Linked DNA regions of Homo sapiens: region 2 is linked to region 1. The links are chromatin contacts, found by Hi-C or POLR2A ChIA-PET in ENCODE. All regions are on one chromosome and are shown on one strand. The core of a region is the stretch at or near the end of the contact, and the rest is flanking DNA. Distances in the headings are between cores, read along the strand shown. Region 1 holds the start of CDKN2C (cyclin dependent kinase inhibitor 2C). Region 2 overlaps EPS15-AS1 (EPS15 antisense RNA 1).

Region 1 (4,424 bases), core at 910-3,409:
TGTAAATGCAAACTACATAGATGGACAAGATATTAAGCTCCCCTGTTGATAAAACTGTTGATTTTTAGCTCTTCCTTTGGAGCAGTGGTAAACAGTGATACATAATTTATATTTCAAGAACTTCAATGAAACATACTTTTTGGTTATTAAAAATTGATACGACCACAACTGTCCCTAAAGATTTAGTCATATTTAAGGACCTGGAATGAGAAAAATAAGAGACAGATACCTTGGATCTTCGTAAAGCAAACATACGATTAAGGCCTTTGATATTAACCTGATAGAAAAATGTACACTAGGAAGGTGGAAAAGGCTTTTGAAATTGAGTTAAATAAACATAATTGTAGAAGAAAATTCACCTTTTTTCACAGAAAATAATAGCAATATTGGAAACGGTTTTGAAGAAAGTTATTTCTTGACTTATGACACAACTTCAGAGTCAGGATTATACATATTGAAAATAAGCCTTGAAACTCCAGTTTCTGTGTGTGTGTTTCGTTATATGTACAAGGACTAAGCCACAATAAGTGGGTGTTAGTATCTTGATAAGTATGTTTAATATAAACAAGATTGCAAAGTTGTATTAAAAATGTTTGTCAAAACTTTTTAAAAGAATATTATTAATTTCCCAGTCTTCCTGTTCGTCAAAAATCCTGTAAAATCTTATCATGAACATGGGTTAAGTAGTTCATTCTTTGTGAAGTTTATATAATCTTTTGAGTTTTCAAAAGGAAACTTTTCAATATATTAAATTTGTTACTTTGCTATCATCACTAAACCTGTTCAAAACTACTAGGTAGAAAAAGGAAAAAAAATCATTACTTAATGTAGCAGCAATAACAAGATAAATAATTTAGTATCTGTGCATAAACTTCCTTAATACTGAAATTTTTGCAAGGCCAGTGTATTCTGACTGAAAATGTACAGACTGTATGGACTTTGTTTGTTAATAGTATATCTCTTGGCACTTAAATTTTTAATTCTTGTAACCGAAACAAAGCCCTCTAAAAACCCTCTCCCCACTGGGTTTTCAAAAACAGCTTCAAGTGTTGCATTTCCAAATAAGAATAGCTCATAAGAATATCATCAGAACTCTGATAAAGCAACTATTTTAAACTATTTTGTCATTTTTCTGTTTCTAAGCCTTTCACCTAAGTTACATGATAACATTCAGAAGAGGAAAAAAATTATCAGGTACAATACTTGGCAGCTGGACATGTGTCAATTGTTGCCTGTAAATCTAATTACTGAAAATTAGAGCACACCACGGCATGACCGTAGAGACAAAGACACTGCAGCTGAGCTCTGATTAGAAAATTCAACTTTTTATTCCTCCCGACTCCTGAATGAGTGGATGGTATTACATTAACTGTAAAATGTACATCCTGTCCCGGTGCCCAGGCCACCCATTCCAAACGAGGAAAGGTCGTTTGTCAAAACTTGAAGCATTTGAAGGAAAAACACCCTCATCAGTAGTCAAGAAAATTAACGTTAAAGTCTATTATTGGGGGCAAAGTACGTAAAACCACTAATAGCAGTGTATTTACTTCAAATAATAATCATAATAATGTGTTTACAGAGCTGTCTTTAAAAACAAAACAAAACAAACAAACCTCGGCCCTACACTGACTACTTTAAAATCCCCACCGTCACAAAAACATTCCAAAAACTAAGACCAAATCTGGACCCCACTTGATATCAAGGATGTTATTGGATTTGAGGAGTTTGTTCAAAGTACGTCATTTTGAGAAGTTGCATCCACTTAAAGATATAAAATATGGCAACCAACTAGGTTTAAAAACAGTGAAATTTTATGTCCCTGAAAGCTTAAAAGCTGTAAATCTAGAAACCCGGGTCACGTAGGCAACATTATTGACTTGTTTTCCCCACCTCTCTTAATACCAACCTGCAGCGCAGTCCTTCCAAATCCATTTTGTGCATTGACGTTTACATTATTTTGCAACAAACTAGTAAGTTGCTCTAGGTCCCCCCTGGCAGCTGCGGACGCCAACTCGTTCCCCCAAGGCTCGGCCATTCTTTAGGGTCCTGACGATCAGGAAAAGATGAATTAGTCGTTTTTCTTTTTCCCCTTTCCTTTGCTCCTAACCAGGCTGCATGATGGCATCGGAGACTGACAGAAGGACTGGGATGGTTAATCTGGAGTAGAGCTTGGTAGTAAATACTAGTAAGATCTGCCTGCCAAAAGCCCGCCCCTCGATTCACACGTGATTATTCAGCAAAACTGAGCCATTGGAGAGGGGCTCCTCGCCTCGCTTTTTTAGCTTAACCCCTATGAAGAATTCTGACGACTCCACAGAGAGACACACAGACACACATACATTCCTGGTTAATGACTCCGGACGTCAGATGTAGGCAGAGCTGTCACGTACCTACGCTACAGATCTCTGTGAGGAGTGTGTGTGGAGACTCAAGGGACTATAGATCGGGGCAGAAAATACCGCGGAAGGAAAGACATTCAGGGGGAAGAAAAGGCATTCACCCACCCTTGTTCACGGTGGTGACTTGAGCCGTGTGAGGCAGAACTGCAGGGGCAGGTCCTCCAGGGGGCTCGGTTTCCATCCGTCTCGCCGAAGGGATAGTCCTGGGTCCTCCGCTGCTGGGAGAGCGCCGCGGTGGCTGGATGCTGACGTGCTCCGGAGGGTTAAAAGATGATCGCCAAAGGCGAACGGGAGTAGCAGTTCGGTGGCCCTCAAGTTACAGGTCGTAACGATTGCCCAGTGCTCTGGGCTTCTCCAGAAGAGCCTTTGGTCGCGTCCGGGCCAAGCCGTGGGCTAATGCCGCTCAGGAAAGCTCCGGAGCCCGCCCGCCAGGCAGCCGCAGCCCCGCCGAGCCTCAGAGGCCGTGGGAGCCGGGCTCGGCGCGCGTCTCCGGAGGCTGCCGGGCGTGCGGCGGGCCCCCGAGAAGCCCGTCATGCCGGCCCCGCCAGGTCCCGGGACTCCCGGCAGCCCGAGGAAGGAGAGTGATGCGGAAAGCGTCTACGGAGCCCGGACTGCTGGGGCAGCTCGCGGCAGCATTGCGGCTGCACTGGGCAGCCCCCCCGGGAACTTCCCGCCTACGACCGAGCTCGTTCAGGCTTTCTGCTGTAGGCACTCATTGAGCTGCTGCCGCCGCTGTCCTTTCCTTCCTTTCCCGGTTTTGTGGGGGCCTCTGGAGATGGGGAGAGTCCTGGGAAACGTAGGCCAAGTTCTGAGTAGGGAGAGTCGCCGCAGTTCCGGGGCAGCCAGTCCGGTCGCCGTCTCGGCGAGCGCTCAGCAGCCTCGGCGCCCGGTGCCACTTTGCCACCTCTCGCGGTCCCCGGCCTGTGCCCCTTTGCTGCGGACAGGGCAGCCGCCAGCCAGCTGTGCCCTGGAGCAGAGCCTGGCAGCACTGCTTCCTCCTTGGCCGCACCGCTCCCAGTGACAGTTTCTTTTGTAGCTGATCCCCCCCTAGATCGCCGGTCCCTGCTCCTTTCACCCCTACAGGCACTTGCGTGTCGCCCCCTTTTTTGCTTTTTTCCTTCACTCCCTCCCTTGCTGCTTTTTTCGCTGAAACAATTGCTGCTTCTGTTGCCTCTCAGAGAGGGTGCCGGTTTCTTCTCCCTTTTTTCCGACCTCATCAGCTTTTTTTGAAAAGAAAAAAATTGAGCGCTTTTTGAGTTGAAAAACCCGCCCCCATTTTAACGGCAGAGTTTTAAGGAGGCTCGGCAGAGTTGCAGCGCCGCGGGAGCGGGAAGGCCGGGCGCCGCCCACGCCCCGCCCTCCGCCCTGCTGGCGCTCGCGCTCGCAGTCTCGCACGCTCCGCCCGCCCGGTCCCGCGCCCTCATTCCCGCCTCCCGCTCTCCACCTCCTCCCGTCAAGTCTCTCGCGCCGGCTCCCTCCTGCCGGCTAGGCGGCCTGTCCCCAGCTGGAGCGGGGTTCGGCCCCGCGAAGTCCGGCCTGCCCTTCTGCTGGCGGGCTTGAGTCTGTGACGCGAACCCCCAGCTGCCCCAATTCCTACGGGGGCGAGGACAGGGGTTTGTTATTTAAGACGGTTGTGGAGGGCCGCAGGGTCTTTGAGGCTCCGCAGCGTACGCTGCGGGAAGGCGGACAGCGAGCTGGCATAAAGGGAGTCGTTCCTCAGCGCTAGCGGGGCAGGTCGGCCCGCCTCTGTGCTCCCCCGCCAGGCTCGCAAAGTTCGGGCGGCCAGGCTGCGGCTGCTGCTGCCTCCTCTAGGCGCGCGCGCTCTGTAAACTCGGCGTCCTTCGCTGAGCCCTGGCCTCGGCCTCGCACCTGCCAGATCCATGCCCGACGGCGCGGTGGGCAGGGGTGGCCGCGGGGGTGGAGGGAAAAATCCGGACTGCCACTAAGCACAGTGCTCACAAAAAGCAAGTCTTGTGTAGACTGAATTTTATGAAAACTTAAGACATGGCATATGTAAGAACGAAC
Region 2 (4,424 bases), core at 1,011-3,510, 600 kb before region 1:
GGCTACTGTTATGAATCTCATTTTCATATTGATTAAAGGAGAGAATTATGAACTGGCTTGAGAATCTTAAATTTTAAATCCACTCTGGAAAACTGTTCCCAGAGTATTAAACGGTATTAAAGGGAAAACCATTTCCAGAGTAGAGAGAAATTGGAGACGGTGTGACCCACGGGAAGCTGTGCCTTGGTGATGCCAGTGAGGGTAGTCTGCTCAGCCACTCATCTCCTCTCAGTGTGGTTTCTTGGTTGTTGTCCCTCACATTGTATCCCACTCAGGTTCATTGGATTCCTCCTAGTTCTTTAGAAGAGTCCTGGGTTACAAAAGAGGCTCAGAGAGAAGGCAGGTGGAATTGAGCTACGAAGTAGGGTTTGGCAGAATAGAGACTCAAAACTTGGTCTTGCCTGCAGGTTCGGTGCTCTTTGCCTTGTGCACACGCCCTCCTCCGTGAAGTCTTCCCTGGTTACTCTAGCTGTTCTTGGGGTCTTTGGGGAAGTAAGCATACTTTGTTCAATTTTGTTTTGTTTTGATTAAGACAGGGTCTTGCTCTGTCACCCAGGCTGGAGTGCAATGGTGTGATCGTAGCTCACTGCAGCCTCAAACTCCTGGGCCCAAATGCTTCTCCCACCTCAGCCTCTGGAGTAGCTGGGACTACAGGCATGTACCACCATCCCCAACTAATTTTTAATTTTTTTTGCAAAGACAAGGTCTCATTATGTTGCCCATGCTGGTCTTAAACTCCTGGCCTCAAGCAGTCCTCCTGCCCTGACATACTAAAGTACTGGGATTAGAGGCATGAACCACCATGCCAGGCCAAGCATATTATTTAAAATGTAGACAACTCCTAACATAATGTCAGACATGAAAGTGTTTACCACAGAGCCTGGTGTACAATAAGTGCTCTTGAGATGTCTGAATCAGGACCTGTGATTCTTCTGTGTAATTTAACACATACTTATTGAGTCTTTCTTCTATGTCAGGTCCTGTTCCAGATTCAGGGAATATAAAGATGCACCTGTTCTTCAGAAGCTAAAAATTATTCAAAGAGACTGAAATAAACCTAGTTTCAACATAGTGTGACCCAGGAAAGTACAGAGAGCTGTGGGATCATAAGGAAGGACCCAGCCGGGTGTGGTGACTCACGCCTGTCAGGAGTTCGAGACCAGCCTGGCCAACATGCTGAAACCCCATCTCTACTAAAAATACAAAATTAGCCGGGCGTGGTGGCGGGAACCTATAATCCCAGCCACTTGGGAGGCTGAGGCAGGAGAATCATTTGAACCTGGGAGGCGGAGGTTGCAGTGAGCCGAGATTATGCCACTGCACTCCAGCCTGGCGACAGAGCAAGACTCCGTCTCCAAAAAAAAAAGGAACCTCACCAAGTACGAATAATGATAGCCCCTTACATTTTATGTTGACAGTTTACAAAGTACTTCTCAGATCTCTTACTCACTTGACCTTCACCAGGAATCCTATGAGATAGGAATAATTCTCCACGTTTTGCTGATATGAAACTGAGACTCAGAGAGTTAACAGAGCCCTAACCAGTAAGCTGGGCAGCAGCATGGAATAATAGAAAGACCACTAGCCTGGAGGCCAGGAGACTTTGCTTGTATGGCATGATTTCATTTGTGACTCTGTCATCTTGAGTAAGTAACCTTTCCTCCCTGGGGCTTGGTCTGCTCATCTATAAAGTAATGTGGTTAGACTAGAAAGGCTCTGAGATCTATTATTACCCTGATACTCTCTGGAGGAGGAAGTAAAGTCTTATAGTTGAAGATGGGGGCTCTAGAATTAAATGAACTGGTTGAGTGATCCTGCACAAGTGAAATAGCCTCAATGGCTTCATGATAAAGCAGAGAAATTAGGAGAACCCACTTCATGGGGTTATTATGAAGATTAAGTACAGTAGTAATATATGTGAATGAAACACATTGGTAACGAGTAAGTGTTCAGTGAATGTTAGCAGTGATTACTATTTGATCTACGAGGCTATGGTAGAAAGATGTCCAGAAAGTGCAGGGGCTCTTTCTACCACAGCATTTTTGTATGGTAGAACCTCATTCTGGTCACCCAGGGGAGCCTCGGAAAAACAGGCCTTTGTTTTGTAAAGTTGTAGAACAGTCTTCAAGTATCTCTTGAAAATCAGAGGTAGCATGGTATGCAGAAAGAATCAGACAAACGTGGCTTAAAATTCCAGCTTGGCTCCTTGCTAGCTATGTGGCCCTAGGCAGGTGACTCACCTCCTTATGACTCAGCCTCCTGATTGTAAAGTGGAGATAATACTCATTTTGCAGGGTTGCTCTGAGGCTTGAATAAAAGTATGTGTGCAAAGCTTTCAGCACAGGTATGGAAGAAAATACCAGAGATTGGTGAGGTCAAGTGCTGGATCTCTCTGGCTGCTTTTTGGGTATTTAAGCCTGAAGACTCTGTGCTTTCTGCTTCTAGGTCTCCAAACCAGTGAACATGCCAAGTTTTATGCCTTCTCAACCAGGTTGAAGCATTCAGCAATGAGAATGAGACCTTGGTGTTTCAGTTTTCAGTAAAACACAAGCAAAGGAAGTATTGTGGTGGCGGATATGTAAAACTCTTTCCTGCCACCCTGAACCAGGAGGATATGCACTCAGGATCCAAGTATCACATCATGTTTGGTAAGCTCTCTGATAGCAGTCACTGTCAGCTCCATTAGGTCCTAATGACAGCCACTGTAGTTGTTGAAAACGCTCAGATTCACTTGGAACAGAAAATGTCTAATATGATAACTCCACCCCGCCTCCATGTGGCAGGACTCTTCAAAGACCTGAAAAAAGCAACTCTAAACCTGAATGTTAATATAAGTAAACCACAGAGGTGGGGAGGCACATGGTACCATATTAAGAAATCTATAGCACAGGGAGACATTTTCCAGTTCTCAGAAGAGGAGAAGGAGGTCATCAGCTACGTAGACCCTCTCACAGGTACACTACAATAAGGCATTGTACTCTGCCTCAGTGAGAGAAAGGCACAGGAGGTCAAGGAAGTGACCTTTTTTTAGCATCTGAAATGTGTCCAGAGTGTTGTATCTGTAACCTAAATATGTAACTAGGCCTCCTTGGGGCAGTCCAGATCTTACTTAAGCACGTGTGTGTTTTGGATAGTGAGAGTGGTAACATGGGAGGTAAGGTTGAAAATTAAGTTAAGGCTGGGTGCAGTGGCTCACCCCTGTAATTCCAGCACTCTGGGTGGCGGGGGGCTGAGGCGGGTAGATCACTTGAGGTCAGGAGTTCGAGAGCATCCTGGCCAACATGGTGAAACCCCATCTCTACTGAAAATACAAACATTAGCCAGGCATGGTGGCTAGCACCTGTAATACCAGGCAGGATAATTGCTTGAACCTGGGAGATGGAGGTTGTAGTGAGCCGAGATTGCACCACTGCACTCTAGCCTGGCTGATAGAGCAAGACTCCGTCTCGAGAAAAAGAAAAATTAGCCAGGTGTGGTGGCGGGAGCCTGTAATTCCAGGTACTCAGGAGGCTGAGGCAGCAGAATTGCTTGAACCTGGGAAGCAGAGGTTGCAGTGAGCTGAGGTTGCACCACTACACTCCAGCCTGGGCGACAGCCTGGGTGACAGAGTGAGACTCTGAGACTCCGTCTCAAAAAAAAGAAAAGAAAAGAAAATTATGTTAAATCTATTCCCAACTGTTGGCAGATAAGGCTTTCTGGGCTCAGAGACACTGATGATCTCTAGAGTTCCCTCTAGAGTTTTTACAAAGCATAAAGGGCCCCAGGCTCTGTTTCTAGGTAGCCTTGGGTTTGAATACCAACAATGCTACTTACTAGCTGTTTGTCTTTGAGCAACCTGCTTAACTGTTCTGAGCCACAATTTTCCCAGCTAAAAGTGGGGGATAGTAACACCTACTTGTAAGAATTAAATGACATGGTATAAAATGCCTGACACAGAAGGGGTTTCTGGTTGGGTTTGGTCAATGGGAGCCCTGGGAGATCAGAGATGGAAAAGAGAGTTGTGTTCCTCAACTGAAAGTCAGCTTCTCTCTTGCCTGTCTTTTCCACAGGATTCTTTCTTCCAGGCTCTGGCAAGCACTCCTTCTAGCCCCTTTAGGCCTAGGGGTAGAACCCCATTGTTGCTAGCCCTGAGCATAGCACTATACTTTATGTTTTCACAATGTCCTGCCCCAACCTTTGTAAATAGTCCTTTTATTAAATCCTTCTCAAATAATCCCAAATTTGATTGTGCCATCTATATCCTGCTGGGACTCTGATTAATACACATGCTGTGTTTGTCTTGGGTCTTGGCCTTAGACCAGGCAAACTGCCTTAAAGCTATGTGAAATTATGCTTTGGGGTTTAATTTCCAGGCCCTGACATTTGTGGCTTTGGCAACAACAAAGTACAGGTCATCCCTCATTACTGAGAGAAATACCATGAGA

What was found. Hi-C counts contacts between places; a loop is a spot of excess contacts on that map. ChIA-PET counts read pairs that join two places held with the same protein, here RNA polymerase II (POLR2A). Pooled maps may share reads with other maps.
Region 2: a loop to region 1 is called in a map of naive thymus-derived CD4-positive, alpha-beta T cell, with 18 times the contacts of the local background. The contact joins the enhancer-like site here to the promoter of CDKN2C in region 1. A Hi-C loop is called at or near these places in 1 of 168 maps with a recorded cell type or tissue (naive thymus-derived CD4-positive, alpha-beta T cell) and 6 of 50 pooled maps. POLR2A ChIA-PET finds 5 or more read pairs at or near these places in 1 of 52 experiments (activated B cell).

What each region holds. Positions count from the first base shown.
Region 1 is chr1:50,967,980-50,972,403 of GRCh38, reverse strand. It overlaps CDKN2C (cyclin dependent kinase inhibitor 2C), which reads right to left and starts at 2,159. Exons shown (of 2, transcript NM_078626.3): 1 at 1,907-2,159. The coding sequence starts at 2,035. RefSeq lists silencers at 2,821-3,090, 3,641-3,900 and an enhancer at 3,321-3,390.
Region 2 is chr1:51,567,772-51,572,195 of GRCh38, reverse strand. All of the region lies in intron 2 of EPS15-AS1 (EPS15 antisense RNA 1), which reads right to left. It also overlaps a transcript of OSBPL9 not described here and the pseudogene CALR4P. Among named protein-coding and RNA genes, the nearest start is that of OSBPL9, 47 kb to the left of the region's middle. RefSeq lists enhancers at 2,569-2,728, 2,889-2,938. Within about 2 kb of position 2,260, at least 16 of the 41 ENCODE cell types and tissues checked have a DNase peak (open chromatin) inside an H3K27ac peak, as active enhancers do.